Linked DNA regions of Mus musculus: region 2 is linked to region 1. Evidence: chromatin loops called from intact Hi-C (ENCODE). Cell type or tissue: left cerebral cortex. All regions are shown on one strand.

Region 1 (2,500 bases):
GAAGATAAAGGCTGTGTGTTGAAACTTTGGTGGAAATTCTGAGGGCTAAGAAGCTGGTGGCATTTCGTAAGTGGCTCCTGAGAGTCACTGTTACAGACAGCCAGGAAGCTGTGTGGGGACAAGCCTGACAGTTCATATGCAAGCAACAATTCCATCTCTCCCAGGGTTCATTTCACAGGTGGATTTTGCCATCCGCTCCCTTGAATGCACTTGACTTTCTAAATCCACTTCTAAGACAAATGAGAACAAAGCATGAAATAGTAGACAAACTCTAGGCCAAATGTATGCAAATGCAGCGTTCTCATTCAGAAGAACTGGGCCAGATTTTGTGGGAGCAGCACAGCTCTGCCCCAGTTCTCAATCCTTGAATAGACTCCGAAGACAATGAACAGAGATGAGGGATTTCCCCTCCCCACTGGGTCTGCTATTTTCCTCATACACATTTGCAGCCTTGGACTGCAATCCAGTTTCAGCATTCCATCATTAGCTTGTCACAGCATCACCATCTTTGGTTGGTTGGTTGGGGGAGGGTTGGTTTTGGTTTTTGTTTGGCCCTGGCCTTTCGCCATACTTAAGCCATATTTCATCCAAGGTCTAGGGCTGAGTCCCGTGCCGCCGCCCCCCCCCCCCGCCCCCAGCCCACTTTCTGATAGGGAGAGAATGATACAGAAACAATAAAGACCAGTTAAGGGAAAAACTGGTTCCTTTTGGTCAAGAAAATGAAATGTCTGACTTGAGTGGAAATAGAAACAACTTAATCCAGTGAGGACAATAAATCACCTGATTACGGAAACGCCCCTCAGAAAGGCAGGCTCCGTAAGCCTCGAGGAAGAGATAAGTGCAATAATTACGGCTTTAATGAGACAATGAACTTTTACTTCCCAGAATTTCCTCCCCCATCACAGTCCTTATGATCCGCCCGGATGTTCAGGTGGGTCGTAACTATTTCTCTCTGTGTCTCTCTCTGTCTCTCTGTGTGTCTCTCTTTTCCAGGCTGCCCAGAGCCTAAGTCTGAGCTAAGTCTGCTTTTTTTCACTCTTTCTCTAAAGCTTCCCTCCCTGCCAAGTGGCTGCTGGTTCACCCTGAGGCTGACCTCCATGCAGGCCTAACCCAAACTGCATGGCACTTTCCCTTCTCCTCTTTGTTCTCCTCCTCCAAGTTGGCTGCTGAGATTTACAGCTTCCCTGCCCTGTGGTTTTCTTTTAAACTCTAGTCAAATTGATCTCCTTGAATAAACGTTGGGTTTGCTTGCCTCGCAAACTTTTCCTGCCTTTTCGCTCATTAAGTAGCAGAGAATGAACCTGCTCTGAACTCCTAAATGGTTTCAGGAAGAGAACAGCAAAACCGCCTGAAGGAAAACAGTGTCCTTGAGACTAGCTAAAAGGCAACTGTGTCCAACAGGCATTCCCGTGGCTTATCCCACAGTCCAAACGTGCCTTCAGTGGAAAATGAAACCCGGAAGTTCATCCATGAAGCAAAAGCTCCGTCAGCAGCATCAGCTGACTGCCTCAAACTCTCCAGGTGATTGTTTGCTCCATGCAGTGAGCACCCCATTTGATGGTGTTATCTCCATCTGTTGCCCTGAACTCTCCCAGCTTAGAACTCCATCTGTGCATTTCCTCTCTCGGTTTCTGCTGGATATTATCAATACCTAATGTACTGATGTTTTGCACTCTGTCTCTCTGTCTCTGTCTGTGTCTCTCTCCTTCCCTCCCTCTCTCCCTTCCCTTTTCTCTCCCCTGCAAAAGTAAGGGCCACAAAATACATCCACCTTAATGTTTTTGTTTTTTGAGCCAGGGCCTCTCACTGGACCTGAAGTTCACCTATGCATCGAGACAGGCTGCCAGCAAGCTCTAGGAATCATCATTCCTCCTCCTTCGGGCTGGCCTTCCAGGCATGCCCAGCTTTTCAAATGGGTGCTAGGGATCCAAAATCCAGTCCTCATGCCCAAGAAGCGCCTATTTGGCCAATTAAGCCATCTCCTCAGTCTTGAGACGGACTGACTTGTACATCAACTCTGAATGTGATCTCAAATGGAAATGGGTGATTCCTAAGCAAAAAGGCATAAGAAAAATGTCTGGCCTGGCCTATGACCATCATCTGGATGTATCTTAGACACCTCTAGCTATAGAAAACATTAGTAACCCAGGGGCCTGGTGGCTGTCTCTGCAATCTATCAAAATGTGTACACCCAAGTCACTTTTCCTGCTGCTGATTGAGTTGGGACATGATTTAAGAGATCCACTGTTAAGAGAAATTACTTTTCTTCTGACGGTGGACTCTGAGACCAAAATACTCAGGCCACTCTGCCACCCTTCTTGGTTGTATTCTAGGATGCTCCAAGCAACCTTCCTCCCTTCTGTCCTTCACACACTTCCACTCCAGCATTGCCTAACATTGTCTATATTTTCTCCCGTGGGCATTGTCCCTAATATAATCCTTGTTCCCTTTCTGACCGACCAAGCTTAATCCATACCCCTCTCTAGGTCTTACTTCGGTT
Region 2 (2,500 bases), 86 kb after region 1:
CTACGTCCAAAGAAAAGAGCTAAATTCCAAACTGAAGCACAAAGGTAATGATATAACATTTAGTAATAATAATAATAATAATAACAGCTCTCATCTCAAAGAGAATAAATGGAGTGATCATGTCCTAGGAAGACAGATTTCAGGTACCTCAAACATCATGTTCCAATGTAGTAGCAGTTCCCTAGAGCTTTATGACAAAGAACAAAGAGGGTCATAAATCAAATCATTTTTTTCAAATGCATTAATGAAAATGCCAGGTTGATAGGTTCCAGCAAAGTGGGGGAAACCTCTGCTATAGCCCCCCCCCCCCGCTTTCTGATGGCATGTTTAACTTTGGGGCTTGTGGAATCTAGGAGTCTGCTAAATGAAATACACCCCAGAAAGATTTACCCAGTAGTCACAAAGATTTCAGGTCAGACATAGAGGTAGGCAACGAATGGCTATTAATAAAATTTAGCTCAAAATAATTTGGCTCTCAATCTGCAACATTCCAACCCCTTCTGCAGTCACTGAAATTCAAGTAGCCTTTGTAGAATGTTCTGTGTAGATTTGGCTCCTTTCTGGAAACTCCCCATTCCGGTAACTATGGCTTTTTTTTTCTAAGCATTTTATAATGTAAAACAGTAGCGAGCTCCTGGGAAGGAGCTAAAATGAGATCACCCTTCAGGAAGACCTTTGTTAGGAGATGATGCTCCAAAGCTGGGAAAGAGATGGTTCAGCTGAGGAGATAAATAGCAAGATGGCCACCAGGAGCCCTAACAGGAAGGAAGAGAGAGCCTTCTCTTTAAACCTGGAGAGCAAATGGGATTCAAAGAGTTAAGCCTTCATACCATGTGATCTAGCTTGGGCTGGCCTACATGCCTGCACGGAGACAGGCACTAGATAGTACTATATAAACTTACCTTGTAGCTATGAGGGGGAGGGACTTCGAGAAGCAGAGCATACTTTCTTATCAACCCCTGGGAGAGAGAGAAAAGCAGCCGGTGAGTCTGTGCTCACCCACTCTCTCCTGTATCATCTTTCGTTTGTTGAAATTACTGCCTCAATCATAAACAGCCAAGAGAAAACTCACTATGTCATGGCACACAGAACCAGTGCTGTGCTCCTTTTCCTGGGGAGACATGAATAAGCAGACATTTATTCACTCTAGATGTGGCACTAATGACAGGCCAAAGCAACCATTCTATGCAAGTTGGTGGAACAATGGGTTTATTTGGCTTACTTTAAGGAAGTATGAGCGAGTGAAAATAACTTTATCCCTGAGAGGTCCCACCTCATCAGTGATAATGTCAAAAAAAACTTATAAAAGCCAGAATGTGCCGGGTTTTTTTGTGCAGGAGTTGTTCTAAAGTCCTTTTCTCTTCTGGACATCCCACCCTCATGTTCCAGCGGCAGCGGGGTTTCTTTTCCTGTAGGTTATCGCTTTACTTTAGGCCATCTCTCTTAATGAAGCCCCTCTCCAAGTTTTGAAAGAAAGCCTCTTTCCCTTTAAGATCTCCATCATATTGCCTCTGATAAGATATTCCATCTCCTTTTAATGCTGTCCGATCTCAAAGCCAAACTCAACCTGTATAAATTGGACAGTCATATAGGTCTCAGTTTGATTTAGAATTCAGGCTCAGTCCTAGCACTCAGTGTCTGTGAAGCCTGGATAAATCACCTAGGAATTTTAGGTTTATTGAAGGTCCAATGATAGATATTTTTGATAATCAAATTAAATGACATGATGTTTGTGGAGGAAAAAAAAACATTTGGCAAATTGAGATGAGTCAAACAAACACACTAACAAAAACCAGCATCTGGCCCAGCAAGATGGCTCAGAAGGTAAAAAGTACCTGCCACCAAGTCTGATGACCTGATTTAGATGCCCAAGAACCACATGGGGGAAGGACCGAGCTGACTTCCACAAACTGTCCAATGCATAGTTAAAATGTAATTTAAAAAAAAATTTAAGGCCGGGCGTGGTGGCGCACACCTTTAGTCCCAGCACTCGGGAGGCAGAGGCAGGCAGATTTCTGAGTTCGAGGCCAGCCTGGTCTACAAAGTGAGTTCGAGGCCAGCCAGAGCTATACAGAGAAACCCTGCCTCAAAAAAAAAAAAAAAAAAAATTAAGGAGCTAGGCCAGGGGTGGCGCACACCTTTAATCTCAGCACTCCGGAGACAGAGGCAAGTAAATCTTGAGTTTGAGTGAGTTTGAGGCCAGTCTAGCCTACAGAGTCAATTCCAGGGTAGCTAAGGCTACACAGAATAACCTTGTCTCCAAAAACAAGCAAGCAAACCAAACCAAACCAAAACAAAGGATGGCCTATCAAGAGAGCGCACAGAATGCTAATCCCAGCATGCTGGGGGCAGTGGCAAGCAGAGCTCTGTAAGTTGGCAACCATTCTGATCTGCGTGGTGATGAGTTTCGGCCAGTTGGGGAGAGAAAGGGGGGCTGCTTATCCTCTTTCTGATCATTGATCCTTTGGCATAAGCAGCTGAATCCCTCAAACCGACATGA

What was found. Hi-C counts contacts between places; a loop is a spot of excess contacts. Peaks named below come from ENCODE experiments on the same cell type or tissue, not always from the same donor. Only the 100,000 strongest peaks of a DNase experiment are listed, where the experiment ranks them.
Region 2: it touches region 1 in a loop (2.6-fold over the local background); 1 of 42 quality-filtered maps calls a loop at or near these places.

The regions. Positions count from the first base shown.
Region 1 is chrX:166,619,684-166,622,183 of GRCm38, reverse strand. No RefSeq gene overlaps it. Among named protein-coding and RNA genes, the nearest start is that of Egfl6, 35 kb to the right of the region's middle. In left cerebral cortex, no CTCF peak of the experiment used is centred here; DNase peaks (open chromatin) are centred at 358 and 1,084; H3K27ac peaks cover 659 bases.
Region 2 is chrX:166,533,744-166,536,243 of GRCm38, reverse strand. Egfl6 (EGF-like-domain, multiple 6) reads left to right here. Exons shown (of 12, transcript NM_019397.3): 9 at 1-44. Among named protein-coding and RNA genes, the nearest start is that of Tceanc, 25 kb to the right of the region's middle. In left cerebral cortex, no CTCF peak of the experiment used is centred here; no DNase peak of the experiment used is centred here.